Regions from separate parts of the Homo sapiens genome. Here region 1 is linked to region 2. Evidence: read pairs that join two places in POLR2A ChIA-PET (ENCODE). Cell type or tissue: CD4-positive, alpha-beta T cell. All regions are shown on one strand. Each heading gives the region's core, and the rest is flanking DNA. Links, peaks and the distances in the headings are about the cores only.

The links. ChIA-PET counts read pairs that join two places held together with the same protein. Peaks named below come from ENCODE experiments on the same cell type or tissue, not always from the same donor. Only the 100,000 strongest peaks of a DNase experiment are listed, where the experiment ranks them.
Region 1: POLR2A ChIA-PET joins it to region 2 with 6 read pairs; 2 of 35 experiments call an interaction of 5 or more read pairs at or near these places.

The regions. Positions count from the first base shown.
Region 1 is chr18:76,385,435-76,392,770 of GRCh38, reverse strand. All of the region lies in intron 3 of ZNF516 (zinc finger protein 516), which reads left to right. Among named protein-coding and RNA genes, the nearest start is that of ZNF516-AS1, 100 kb to the left of the region's middle. RefSeq lists a silencer at 1,777-1,945 and an enhancer at 1,583-2,100. In CD4-positive, alpha-beta T cell, for the core only: no CTCF peak of the experiment used is centred there; no DNase peak of the experiment used is centred there.
Region 2 is chr18:76,718,020-76,725,355 of GRCh38, reverse strand. LOC105372213 (a long non-coding RNA gene) reads right to left here and starts at 2,992. Exons shown (of 3, transcript XR_935658.2): 1 at 2,906-2,992; 2 at 1,998-2,153. RefSeq lists an enhancer at 3,949-4,118. In CD4-positive, alpha-beta T cell, for the core only: no CTCF peak of the experiment used is centred there; a DNase peak (open chromatin) is centred at 3,955; H3K4me3 peaks cover 786 bases.

The DNA of each region.
Region 1 (7,336 bases), core at 2,771-5,270, 330 kb after region 2:
ACCTGGTCACCTGCCTTCCCATCCACCTTTCCCCCACCTGGTCACCTGCCTTCCCATCCACCTTTCCCCCACCTGGTCACCTGCCTTCCCATCCACCTTTCCCCCACCTGGTCACCTGCCTTCCCGCCTGCCCTCCCTCCACCTGGCCACTTGTCTTCCCACCTGCCCTTCCCCCACCCGGCCACCTGCCTTCCCATCCACCTTTCCCCCACGTGGCCACCTGCCTTCCCATCCACCTTTCCCCCACCTGGCCACCTACCTTCCCACCTGCCTTCCCAGCTGGCCTCCTGCTTTCCTGGTCTCTGCTCTTGAACATGCAAAGGGCTTCCCAGGCTGCGCTACTTCCTGGGTGACTTGTGTTGCCTGGGACATATTTTGAGCCCTGTGAATGTCACCTTCTGGGTGAAGAGCCCCGTTTGCCAACCCTAGAGCCTGTGGCTGACCAGAAGATTGTAAAACTATAACCTGTTATTAGTGACACTCCCTGTGGTCTTACATCTATTTAGGAACCTAGAGTCTTTTTCCCTATGTCAAAAGATGCTTCTTTCCCTTTCTGTGAAGTCTTCTCATTTTCATGGGGACAGTGAGGAAAAGGCCACCCTGAGCCCTGGATGTAAGGCCTGTCCCTTGGCCGTACTGTGTTTCTTTGGTCCAGTGGCCGAGTCTGCGCTGGCTTCCTGGTTTGACTGGCGTCGCTGGTGGCGGAAATGAGGCTCTTCTTCAGCTGTGTGCTCCCCGGAAGCCAGGGGCGGCGTTGTGAGCCGCGGCAGAGAGGACCGTGGTGTTGTTTGCCTCGCCGTCCCTCTCCCTTTGAGTGTCACGTTCCCCTGCTCTCGTGGCCTCTCTGCTGTGGGCCTACCTGCCCGGCCTCCTCCTGCTGGCTCTGCCTGTCTCTGTCTGATGGGGTCTCCGGCCTTCAGGGCGAGGCTGAGACAACAGCCTTATCCCCAAAGCACACAATGAGGCTGGGGCCATGGGATGACTGAGACCTCTGTGTCTGCAGTTTTCCACCTGGTTGCCTGGGCACCTGTGGAAGTCCCTGTTTCTAATTTGGTATTTTAGTACAGGTTCTGTAGGGCTGGTGTGATTGCCCAGGCTACCAGGATGCCAGTACATCATGTTTGGGGACCCCTGTCCTAGTCACGTGTCTGGGATGGGGCTGTGCAGGTTTGCAGGAGGACCTGGCTGCGGGCAAGTCCACAGCGACAGAGGGAGCGGTTAGGGTTAGAGTTGGGTTAGGGTTAGGTGTTTGGGTTAGGTTTAGAGTTGGGTTAGGTGTAGGGGTAGGGTTAGAGTTGGGTAAGGGGTTAGGGTTAGAGTTGGATTAGGGTTAATAGTGTTAGAGTTAGTGGTTATGGTTAGCGGTTAGGTTTAGGGTTATGGTTGGTTCACGGTTAGGGTTGAGGGGGTTAGGATTGGGATCAGGTGTTCATGTTAGTTGTTAGGTTAGGGTTAGGTGTATTGCTACTGCTATGGCTAGGGTTTGTGCTGGGATTAGGGTTGTGGTTTGGCTTGTGCTTATGGTAGTACCCTCCTCGGCCAGAGCCCTTACGCTCACACTTACTCACCCTGTAGCGTGTTTCCTAAAGTGCAGACTCTTCATATCATTTTCTCTTTTCTTTTCGAAATCTCGCAGCCCTCCTTAATGATTTCTTTGTGCAATCTCTGTCCTCCTGTGGACCCCTGGTGTCCCCACCTTCCGTACCTGCTGTGCCTGGGTTCCTTCCCTCGTGGCCCTCCTGGGATCTGGGAACACCTGCCAGTGTCAATGAGCTCAGCGCTGTGGGGTGTGAGCTGAGATAGAGGCATTTGAAGCTGGCTTGAGCTCTCAGCCTGATGGCCTTAGATAAGCTGCTTTGTGCCTCAGGTTTCGTATCTACAAAATGGGACGGTGACCTTCCCTCCCTAGACCTTTTCCGAGGGGCAGGTCATGGATGTGAAGTTCCTGGCATGGTTCCAGGCACCCAGTGAACCCGGAAAGTGTCATGTGTTTATCACACCGCCGCTCGGTGCTTCTGGCTGGGGAATGCAGTGCTCAGGCTGAGTTGGCAAACCCAGCTTCTCCTCTCCAAAGGATAATGACCGACGTCCACATGGGCCTCCTGCCTGCGGGACCCGGGTTGCTCTGTGCCCCTCGTTTCCTCGGAGACTTGGAGACTTGTGGGTGGTGCTGGCAGCTGGGCTGCTTGGCCGTCGACCCAAGGCCTGCCTGGTGCTTCCCTGGAATCCCCTGGTCCTTGGTGAGCTGGGATGCATCTGAGACAGGTGCCGTCTTGGGCACATCACTGCTGCTTCCTGGCTTGGGACTGGCCTCCCTGGGTGACCTGCTCCACCCCGCAACAGGTGTGTGTGTTGGGCTGTATTGTTAAAGCCACTGGTGTAAACCCTGACACAGGTGTGCCATGGGGCTGGAGAAACTGCAGTCATGGTTCCTTGTGGATTTCATTACAGACATACATGGCTCGTAATTTTCTGGTAGATTTGCTCATTCTCATATCAAAATGACCAGTTTGTGTTCAGTACCCAACTACCTGGGGTGGGATATTTGGGAGACAATGGAAAGAAGCCAGTTGTATTAAAAACCTTAGCGCATACTCAATGCACAGGCCTCCGGGGTCCGGGTCGTGACCATAGATTCACTCTGAGGGACCCGTCAGGACGTTTTGTGTAGGAGGAAGAGCCCAGTTACTCAAAGATGTTCGTGGTTTTGTGCTTGGTATTGCATTTGTGTTTCTGTTCTGTTTTAACCAAGAGTGAGAAGCTCTGGAATTATTGCTATAATAAGCGTGAACCGGGAGACATACTGCCTCATGTAATAAAACTGCGTGCTGCCCACTATCGCTCGGGACCACAGGTGAGGTCATGTGACCGAGCAGGACTAGCAACGAGACTCTTAGGAAACAGCCTTTTCTCCAGACTCACCCATCTCCCCCTCAGGTCCCAGGGTTGCGGGCAGTGATGGCTGTGTAAGCGCTCCTCAGAGTGAAATAGCTGCTTGCTATTTTTAAAGGTAGAGATTAAGAAATGACAAAGCATTTTTGTTTCAAGAAGTGTGTTTCTACTTTGTACTGCTTAAAAATAACTCTGCAAAAATCAACTAAGTCACAAGGAATTGAACAGAACAAAAAATGACATTGAAGAGTACATAAGAAATGAATTACTCCTGTCTAGTTAGCAATTTTTGGGTCGTTTCCGTACACGAAACTTAGAACCTTAGAATTGACGGGGGGAGATCATGCCTCCATGTGCGTGCGGATGGAAGGTCTGTCCCTGCAGAATTCCCGAGAGCTGCCTCCTGCTTTCTGCCTGCCCCTCTCATTGGTGAGGGATGCACTGTTTATAAGGCAGCTGTTTCTCAGCTGAAGGCTTCTCCCTTGGCCTCCCCTGAAATCTCATTCTCATTGATTTCTGTTTATTTGTCCTATCTTACCCAGCCCTCCTCAATCTTGGCTGCAGTTAGAATCACCCAGAGATTTTTTTTTTTTTTTTGGAGAATGTGCAGGCCACTCCCTCAGAAGCCGGGACTTTAGGCCAGGTTCTGGCCTTGACCAGTTGTTGCCAGCTGTGGCTCGTGACCTTGACAGATGATTCTCAGATGCCACCTGCAAGGCTGTCATGGATGAACTGATTTTCCTGCATCCATTCAGTGCTCACCGAGTAACATCGGGGTTTGTGGCAGCCCAACCCACCAGCCGCCTGTTTTGGGTGGAACAGTCCACATTCTTGCAGTCATTCTCGTATTACTTGGTTCCCAGAAGCCTCCCCCGGGCCTGTTCTGGACCCGCTCACTCTTGTTCATTTGCTCCTCTTCCATGTATGGTTCATTTGCTGCTCTTCCATGTATGGTTCAGAGCCCAGGCTGGGCTCCTGCCGCCCAGTGTGAAGAGAGGACCCTTGGCCAGCCCCGTCGTGGGCCTTCCTTCCCCGGCTGTTGCTGAGGATGCTTCTGTTTGATCTCAACCCTGAGCCGAGTAACTCACACTGAGCCCATGGTCTCCTAGGAGCTTGGGGTCTTTTCCGTGGCCAGAACTTTCTCTTCTTGCACTTTGTTTTTCCTTACGGGATTTCATCTTGTTAGTTTCAAGCCTTTGTTGCATCTCATCGAAAACTTCTGAGTCTCTGTGCTGCTTTGGTCTCCCTCATCTCTGAGTGTCAGCCCTGCTCCAATAAGCTTGTCCGGTTCCCTTTCTCCATCTGGGTCATCAATGTACATGATGGCTCATGGGAGGTCGGGCACTGCAGCAACCTCTGAGACCTTCCTCCTTGTGGATCTGAAACAGGAGAGTTCCCTGACCCCTCGCGGGACTTGCAACAGGGGCGTGGCTTATTTGCGCTCAAACTCCTTACAGGAGGGGTAGCAAGCAGATTGGCAGGTGCAGGAGCTGGGTGAGTGCTTTTGGGCGTTGGCCCCATGGTAGTGTCTAGACAATTAATGCTGTTTTAGCAGTTGCTATCTGTGGATGGCTAAGTGTTCAACCAGCTCAGTGGAGAGTCAGGGTGACAGCCTTTTACACCCTGCCATCTTGGTACCTGGGTCCTTGTCTGGTGTCCAGGAAGAATCGGGTCATACAGGCTTTGAAGGATGGTGATTGCAGGGATTTCATTGAGTGGTGGAGGTGGTTCTCAGGGGGATGCATGAGGAGCTGGAAAGGGGATGGAGTGGGAAGATGATCTTCCCCTGGAGTTCAGCTGTCCCACGGCCGACCTCCTCTCTGACTGTCCGCAGCCATACTCCTCTCGATGTTCAGATGCTCCTTCTCTTTTCTTCTCTGCCGTGCCGTTCTGCCACTCTGCCAGTCTTCTGCTCTTCTGCTCTTGGAGCCTGGGGTTTGGGGTTTCTACGGGTACAGGATAGGGAGGCATGGCGGGCCAAAAGCAACACTTGAGTTTGAAAACAGGAATACCTGTTCCCATTTAGGGCCGCAGGTTTCCAAGCTCGAGGGTGGGGCCTTTGCCAGGGAACTGCCCTGTTCTATCCAGTATTTCCCTGTCTCCTGTCCATGTCAGATTCAGGAATGGCCACTCCTGGGCAGAGGCATTGGGCCTGCTCCCAGCTGACCTCTGTGCACTAAAGCCAGCCGTGTTCTCCTTCCTGTCCCCAAGACTGTCAGGGAGAGACCAAGTCCATGCATGCTTCGGTCTCCTACATTACCAGCTTAGTAATCCTCTGAAAAAAGAAAATCACGTTATATAGTTGGTGTGCTTTTGTGTGACTGAGTGACTTTTTTTTTCTTTTTTCTTGGCAAATCTGGGATAAAATATATTAAAACAATTTGTATTTTATAAACCTACCACGACACACAGAATTGATCTCATCTGCGTCTGCAGCAGGTCAATGGCAGAGCGTGTGCGGGCCTGTGCTGGTGTACCTGCAAGTTGCCTCCCTTGCTTGCTGTTCGGTGCCTTCACTCCTGCAAACATACAATGTATTGGAAAAGCAAAGCGGGTGTAAGGCACGTAAGAATCATCCACGGGTTACTAAACCGGCCTGGGTGTGGTGCATGGACATGCCACGTCTCTTCAAAGATTCTTCCTGTTCTATGATCGTGGTGGGGTGCCTGGAAGAAGTGTGAATTTTGTGCACGTGTCTGACCTGAGCTGATGTGGCTGAAATGAGAGGGGCTGCAGGCTCGTCCCACGGTGGCTGTGTCCCAGGAGCAGAGTCCACATGGATGACGGAGCCTTCAGAGGGGCGGGGCATGGTCCTGCCCAGGTGGCAGGGACTCCAGCGATGGGTTCTGGTCTCAGGGCAGCAGGTGTCCGGTCAGCCAGCGCCGAGAGATCAGTCCAGTGAGAATTTGGGGTGTTAACGGGTTCCCCATGCCCTTGGCAGGTTTTTTCCTGTGGGAAGGATGTGGTTGCCGAAATTATACCACATCCTGTGGGAACCATCATGATGGTTGCCGAAATTATAGAATAAAATATTTAAGATGTTTGGCTGCATGATGAAAATGACATGTGTGGGTAAAATTGTCAGTCATAGAACTGGAAAATCTTGAAAAGTCCAGCTCTCATCCATTAGAAAGGAAATCATTGTGATAAGGTTGAAAAATGTAGAACGAGATAAAAGTCCTCATACAAGTCTCTGTACATGCAATTGTTCATTAAAGGGCCTCTTTCTGGTGGTTCTGATGCCGTTTGTAGGTTGGGAGGTGAGAAGTTTTATTCCTGAGGCTCCTTAGAATTATGGTCGCTTAACTGAATTCGTCTTCTAAAAAAAGCATCAAGCTTTCTTCCCTGTATAATCTTAATATTGTGGAACTTTTACCTTTTCTTAACCTTTATAAAAGTAGTGCCATTTCCTCCCTCCTCCCTCACCTCCCATCCCCCTTCCTTGTCAGCCTAAAGTTGAATCAGAGATGTCACTGACGAATGTGATGCTTGCAATTACCTGTTCATTCACTTCTCACTCCCTGTTAATATGCAGGTGAGCCCCCGGTGTTGAGCTCAGGATGTGCCGTGAACTTGACTGCAGACGGGTCCAGCAACTGTGCAGAGTGGGGACCTGCCTGCAGCCACCCTGTGTGTTCAACAAAGCCCAGCCCAGCAAAACACCACAGCCCCCCAATCCCCAAGCAAGGGCCCCCAACCTTCCCTTAGAAACCCAGAGAGGCCAGGTGGGCAGACACCCCTTCCTGTTCACGGAATTAACTAAACTGTATCCGTTATGGGTGGAAAGAAATAATGGCTTTTACGAAGCCCAATATAGAGGGGCAGAAATGAGAAAAATCTTTATTCTAAACACTTACGAAGTTAGGCAAGAAAAGTGTCTTGCAGAGAGAGCATGGGGATGCGTTTCAGGAGGAAGTTGGTTTTTGGAAGGGCCGCTTTGTAGGAATAGCAGCTCAGGAAACTGGCCGGAGGATGCACTGTCAGTGCACAGGGGGCCACGAGGGTCCTGGCACCGGGGCCGGCGCTACCTCCTGCAGGTGGGCTGCCTGGGAGGAGGAGTGAGGCAACCGCTCCCATGGGGGTACAGCTCCCGGGGGGGGGGCAGTGCAGTGGCACCCTACATGCAGGGCCCGGTTCTTCAGCATCACCAGAGCTGGGCGCAGACCCATGCTTGCTGCCCATTGCCCCTCCTGGAGTGACAGCCAGCAGGGCGCTCCTGGGGTCCTGTTTATTTTTCAAAGAAGAAAAGAGGCACAAATGTGCACTGAGAATGAAGTGCTTTAAACACCCATGGAAAACCGAAAACATGACGAATAGGCAGCCCCAGAGCAGCCGTAAGCGCGGAAGGGGAGCGCCTCAGCGTGGCTGCGTGGCTGCAGACTTTTTTGTTATGTATATTTTACTACAGTAATAAAAAATATTTTAAGTGAAAGGGGAGTAACTT
Region 2 (7,336 bases), core at 2,618-5,117:
TCCACGGGGCACCCTCCAGGGTTTCTTTTTTTTTTCTTTCTTTCTTTCTTTCTTTTTTTAAAATATACTTTAAGTTCTGGGATACGCATGCAGAACGTGCAGGTTTGTTACATAGGTATATACATGCCACGGTGGTTTGCTGCACCCATCAACCCTACATGAGGTATTTCTCCTAATGCTCTCCCTCCCCTAGCCCCCAACCCCTGACAGGCCCCTGTGTGTGATGTTCCCTTCCCTGTGTCCTTGTGTTCTCATTGTTCAACTCCCACTTGTGAGTGAGAACATGCACTGTTTGGTTTTCTGTTCCTGTGTTAGTTTGCTGAGAATGATGGTTTCCAGCTTCATCCATGTCCCTGCAAAGGACATGAACTCCTCCTTTTTTATGGCTGCAGGGTTTCTTTTAAGATAGAAACTTGTGACAGATGATTTTTACACTGGATCCTGGGAGAGGGGGTTCTCTACCCTGTCTTCTCGCTTTTACTATCTGAAGACTCTTTTCACCTGAGGTCCCACATGGGGAAGCAGAGATCTCTGTTAGCACCTGCTAACATTTATGGTAAAGAACGTCACCTTCTACGTCCAGGCGCTGCACTGAACCCATCATCTTACGTCATCCTCCTGACAATTCTGTGGGCTGAGCACCGTTCTACTGCTCCCCATTCCTGCCATTTTAGGAAGAAAGCAAGGCTTAGAGGGGTTACATTTTCCCAAGAGCATGCAGCTGTTAAGTGGATTTAAATCTGATCTCTTAAAATTTAAATTTGAGCATTCCAGTGATTAAATGCTTTCAAGGAATTGGACATTTTTGGTCAGTCAGCACCGCCTAAAGGCCTCCGTGCTGGAGAGCCCTCACAGCCCCATTCACCCACCCCACTCCCCATCGGTTTGATCAAATGTTGCAGATCCCTAGTCATTTGTCCTTTCTCTGTGCTCTGCAGAAAAAGAAACGGCTAGGAAACAGGAAGACAGCACCCAAGCACTATTTTCATTCTCCTTGACTCTTCTTTGCAGAAAAGGGCCCAGTTTCCTTGCCTTATGTAGTAACACTGAATAAGAGGCAAAGAACACTGCTATTTCTACAGCCGTGTTACCAGCTCTTCCCCACTTAGCCTCTCAGGGTACACGGCCTGGCGATGCCCTTCCTCAAGCCTGATTTTTATTTTGTCTTCGTGCTCAGCTTGCAAGAGCCTGTTGAGCAGCAGGAAAGGGGGAGGCCCAGGCTTTGAGGACGAGCGGCTCGGCTCTGCCTTGGCTGTGTGCTGGCATTTCGTGTTGCGGAGCTGTGGTTGTTTCGTTTGTCTGTATACAGCAGCCACCACACAGTTTGCATCGCAGGGAACCGGATGTCAGCCCTTACCCCCGGGCCCTGTCCAGGGTCTCCCCACTGGTGCGGAGAGGTGGGAGAGATTTCCTCTCCAGCCCCTCTGCTTCTCAGGGCTGGGGGCTCCCCAGCCACCAGTTCCGCTCCCTTGGCTGCTAGGCTGGCCTGGGTGTGCTGGGCACCTGTCCCACTGGCATCAGGGTGGAGGCTCTCCGCAGGCATCAGGGTGGAGTCTTTACAGAAGTGGTTTTCAGGGTGTGGGTTTCAGACCAGCATCATCATCGCCACCTGGGAACTTGTTAAAGATGCAAACTCCGGCCGGGCGCGGTGGCTCACGCCTGTAATCCCAGCACTCTGGGAGGCCGAGGTGGGCGGATCACGAAGTCAGGAGATCGAGACTATCCTGGCTAACACGGTGAAACCCCGTCTCTACTAAAATACAAAAAATTAGCCAGGCGTGGTGGCGGGCACCTGTAATCCCAGCTACTCGGGAGGCTGAGGCAGGAGAATGGCGTGAACCTGGGAGGCGGAGGTTGAAGTGAGCCGAGATCGTGCCACTTCACTCCAGACTGGGCGACAAAGCGAGACTCCGTCTCAAAAAAAAAAAAAAAAAAAAAAGCAAACTCCAAGCCCCCTCCCACTGCCTCTGGACAAGCTCTGTGTCTGACACGCCTACCTGATCATTCTGACCCAACTCAAACTGAAGGCCACCACCACAGTGATGAGGGTTAGAGCCGGGCCTGCAGTGGAACTTCCTGGGACCGGGTCCTGGCCCTGCTGCTCTGTGATCTCAGGCAACTCAAGGAACTTCTCTGTGTCTCAGCTTTTCCATCTGTGAAACAGGGACAATAGTGATAAAGGTAGTCCGTGAGGTTATGGGGTTCCAATGGGGCAGTCCATGGAAAATGCTCAGAAGTTCTAGCACGCAAAGGCTTTGCTGGTGTTAGTTTTACTAATAAACAGTGTTTAGTGTTACTAAATTAACACTGATAATAATTAATAATAACATGGATTTTGCTAGGTTTGGGAAAACTGAAGGAACTTAGAATAAAGAGGAGAAAATCCCAATTCAGCTATGCCACATATGGCCTTCCACGGTCCAAGGGGAAAGCAGTCGAATCCTCCTGGGCCCCTGACAGCATAGCGCTCTGCTCCCCCTCCTGGCGCTTGACGGTGCCCCTCTCCCTCACAGCCTGCTCTAGGCCTGCTGCCACACCATGCTCTGGAGTTTAGGGAACCCCCTCTCTACTCATAGGCACTGTAGGCCTTCTTTCCAGTCCCGCTGTCTCCCCAACCCCACAGCAGCAATCCTTTGTAAGGTTCAAGTTATTCCATCTACACTGAGCCCCAGGGCAGCACTGCCTGCTGTCTCTAGGCATGGTTCTCAGGGACGTCCTTGTCCTGACCCAGGGCTCTGCACTTCCGTGGACCCCCATAGGACCCAGGCCATGGTCCAAGGCTCCAGAGGCTCTGCAGGCCCCAGGCAGCCTGGCTGCAGGTTCACGGAGACCTGGTCCTGCCCCAGGCTCAGGAGGGCACAATCGTGGACGTGAAGGCTTTTGCATGTTCCAGAAGTCCCCTGACCTGTGCAAATATGTCATGCTTAGGGTCGGGGTCCAGCTCCAACTGAGGTCCGAGGAGAGTGGGTGGATGTGGGGCAGGGAGCTGGAAGAACATTCAAGAGACAGCAGGTAAATGAGACATGACTTTATTCAGCAGCTCCTTCACAGGCTCAATGTTACGCTTATACACTACACAAACAATAGTGGCTAAGAGCCAGGTGGGGAGCTTCTCTATGTTATGTCTACCTGGCTATGATTATATAAGACATGGGACTGCACGCTTGCACCCCAACCCCACTGAGTCAACCAGGCTGTTTACCTCGGCCTATGCCTGCTACCCCTATGCCTGCTTGGCTGCAGCTACAGCCATGTTCCTTACAGGATGTTTCTAAAGCTCCATTTCCCAAATCAAGATTGGGGCTCTGAAGAGAGAGGACGAACAAGGGCCTGCTTCGTATCTAAGCCTCATTCTCATTCTGTCTCCCCTTCTCCTTTGCACCATCTCTCAGGACTGGAAGAGAAAAACTCCAGAGTTTTCTTCAACACCCTGGCTTCCCTCTGGTCGGGCGGTAACATGGGGGCCTTGTGGTTCCAGGTGGAGGGCCCCACATTCTCCGCTCTGCAGAGGGGCCTCTGTGATGGCAGGACTCCAGGCTTTGTTCTTCAGTGTTGAAAGATTTTTAGAAAACTGTCTATTCCACACATTTTCATTCTTACTTTCTGTCTTGGTCTTAACAGAGCTTGGCTTTCAAGCTCATTATATTGCTACAGAATCAAACTAAAGTTCATATTGACATCACAATGACTTGGGGCTCTTGTGGGTATCCACCTTTCCCAGAAGCTCAAAAGCCAGGACAACAAAGTTTAGAAGATTCGGGATACTACTGAAAATAGATTTCAAAGTTCCTGATGGCTTCTTTTCCTACAGCAATCCCCTCTTAACCCCATCTTCCCCCTGCCCCTACTGTGCCCCATGTGGCCCACCAGGACTAAGGTGGGACCTCTCGCTAAGCCACATCCTTTCAACAAGGTTTTCCTGTGGTTACCCCATGCTTTGAAGTGACTGCTCAGAAGCGCTCAGCTCATTCTTAGCCAAGACCCGGCCCAGGGTGCTGTTTGTGGGGAGGAAAGGAGGTGAACTGCACTCCTGTATTTTTGTAAAGAAACTACTCGGCATCTGGTGCCTGCTCGATTCATTGCAGCAGCTGTTACTATTTTGCCCATTAAATCTCTCTGCAGCACTGAGCTCACTCACCTTCTCATAGGAAGTTATCCTGCGTCTATTTCCACCACCCCCACTGGACCACAACACCCCTGGACAACACTGTTCCCCAGCTTCCTCAGGCATAAAATTGGGATTATAATACTATTACCTCGTAGGACTATCTTGATACCAAAACAGGCGATATCTCTAACTCACATAGTACAGCACCGAATACAGTGTCTTAAAAAGCAGTTATTGATACTAGCTACATATTTTTAAATAATTTATTGAAATGAAATTCACGTAACACAAAATCATTTTACAGTGAACAATTCAGTGGCATTTAGTGCATCTGCAATGTTGCGCAACCACCACCTCTAGTTCTGAAACGTCTCCATATTTCAAAACAAAACCCTGTCCTCATTCAGCAGCTTCCCTTCATGGCCTTTCCTCCCAGCCTCTGGCAACCACCAATCTGCTTTCTGTCTCCATGGAATTATCTATTCTGGATATTTCATATAAATGGAATCATACAATATGTGACCTTTTGTGTCTGGCTTCTTTCACTGAGCATAATGTTTTCAAGGTTCACCCGTGTTGCAACATGAATCAGTAACTCTGTGTCTTTGGGGGTGAATCCTATTCTATTGTATGGATGCAACACAATTTGCTTATCTGTTGGTCAGTTGTTGGGTATTTGGGTTGTCTCCACCTTTTGGGTACTGCGAACAGTGCTGTTATGGGTATGTGTGTGTACAGGTATTTTTTTCACTTTCTGCTTTCAGGTCTCTGGGGTATATGCATAGCAGATTTCTGTGTCACATGGTATCTCAATGTTTACTTTTTTTCTCTGTGTGCAAATATTTTTTATTGTAGTAAAATGTATATAACATTTACCATGTTAACCATGTGTGTGTGTTTGTTTGTTTTTGAGATGGAGTCTCACTCTGTTGCCCAGGCTGGAGTGCAGTGGCACGATCTCGTCTCAATGCAACCTCTGCCTCCCGGGTTCAAGTGATTCTCTTGCCTCAGCCTCCCAAGTAGCTGTGATTACAGGCATCCACCACCACGCCCAGCTAATTTTTGTATTTTTAGTAGAGATGGGGTTTCACCATGTTGGCCAGGCTGGTCTCGAACTCCTGACCTCAGGTGATCCTCTTGCCTTGGCCTCCCAAAGTGCTGGGATTACAGGTGTTAACCATGTTTAAGCATACAGTTCTGTGCATTAGGTACCTTTGCACTGCTGTGCACCCATCAACATTATCCATCTCCAGAACTCATCCATCATCCCAAAATGACACTTTGATCCACTACACAATAATTCCCCACTCCCCCCTCCCTCAGCTGCTAACTGGCTTTTGACTTTCTGTCTCTATGAATTAGATTGCTCTAGGCATGTCATATAAGTGGAATCATGAAGATTTATTTTTTGTGAGTGGTGTATTCTACTTAGCATAATGTCTTCAGGATTCATCCATGTTATGAATGTATTAATATTAGAATTTCTTTGCTTTTGAAGGAGTATTCTGTGGTATATACCACATTTTGTTTATCCATTCATCCGTTCATGGACGTTTCAGTTGTTTCCAGCTTTTTGATGTTGGGAATAACACTGCTGTGAATACCAGGATATAATCTGTTTGAGTCTCTGCTTTCAATTGTTTGGCATATATACCCAGAAATGGAATTGCTGGATCATACAGTAATTCCATTTTGGATTTCTTTAGGACTTGCCATACTGTTTTCTATAGGGTCTACACTATTTTACATTTTCACCAGCAGTATACAAGAGTTCCAATTTCAGGCCAGGCATGGTGGCTCACGCCTGTAATCCCAGCACTTTGGGAGGCCGAGACAGGAGGATCACTTGAGGTCAGATGTTCAAGACCAGCCTGGCCAACATGGTGAAACCCCATTTCTACTAAAAATACAAAAATTAGCCAGGCATGGTGTCGTGCACCTGTAATCCCAGCTATTCGGGAGGCTGAGACAGGAGAATTGCTTGAACCGGGGAGATGGAGGTTGGAGTGAGCCAAAATTGTGCCATTGTACTCCAGCCTGGGCAATAGAGCAAGACTCCATCTCAAAAAAAAAAAAAAAGTGAATTCCAATCTCTCTATATCCTTACAAACACTTATTATTTTTCATATTTCTAAATTATAGCTATTCTAGTGAGTATGAAGTTTGCTTTTTATTTGTAGTTCCCTAATAACTAATGATGTTCAGCATTTTTTCATGTGCTTGTTGACCATTTGTGTGTATGTGTGCGTATGTGTATATATGTCTATTTCAGTCATTTGCCCACTTTAAAATTAAGTTTTGTTGTTGTTGGGTTATAGAAGTTCCTTATATATTCTGGATATTAATCCCTTGTCAGATATTTTGGCCAAATCCAAGGTCATGAAGATTTGCCCCTTTGGTCTTGATCTTTTTTTTTTTTTTTTGAGACAGAGTCTTGCTTTGTTGCCCAGGCTGGAGTGCAGTGGCGCAATCTCGGCTCACTGCAAGTTCCACCTCCTGAGTTCATGCCATTCTCCTGCCTCAGCCTCCCAAGTAGCTGGGACTACAGGTGCCCACCACCACGCCCGGCTAATGTTTTTGTATTTTTAGTAGAGACAGGGTTTCACCATGTTTGCCGGGGTGGTCTCAATCTCCTGACCTCAAGTGATCAGCCTGCCTCAGCCTCCCAAAGTGCTGGGATTACAGGCGTGAGCCACCGTGCCCGGCCTGGTCTTGCTCTTATATTTAGATCACTGACTTATTTTGAGTTAATGTTTGCATACCATGTGAAGTGGGTTCCAAATTTATTATTTTGCACGTGAATATCCAGTGATCCCAGCACCATTTGTTGAAGAGACTATTCTTTCTCCATTGAATGGTCTTAGCACCTTTGCTGAAAATCAATTTGTCATAGATATGATTTATTTCTGGGCTCTCAATTCTATTCCATTGGTCTATATGTCTATCCCTCTGCTAGTACCACCGTTTTAACTACTGTGGCTTTGTCATAAGTTTTGATATCGGAACGTGTGAGTCCTCCAGTTTTGTTCTTCTTTTTCAAGATTGTTTTGGTTATTCGCGTTCACTGCAGTGCCACTGAAATTTTGATAAAGATTGAGTTTGAATTTGTAGATTGCTTTTTATCTTGACAATATTAAGTCTTTCAATCCATGAAAATGAGATGTCTTTCCATTTATATCGCTCCTTTAATTTATTTCAGCAATGTTTTACACCTTTCAGTTCACAAGT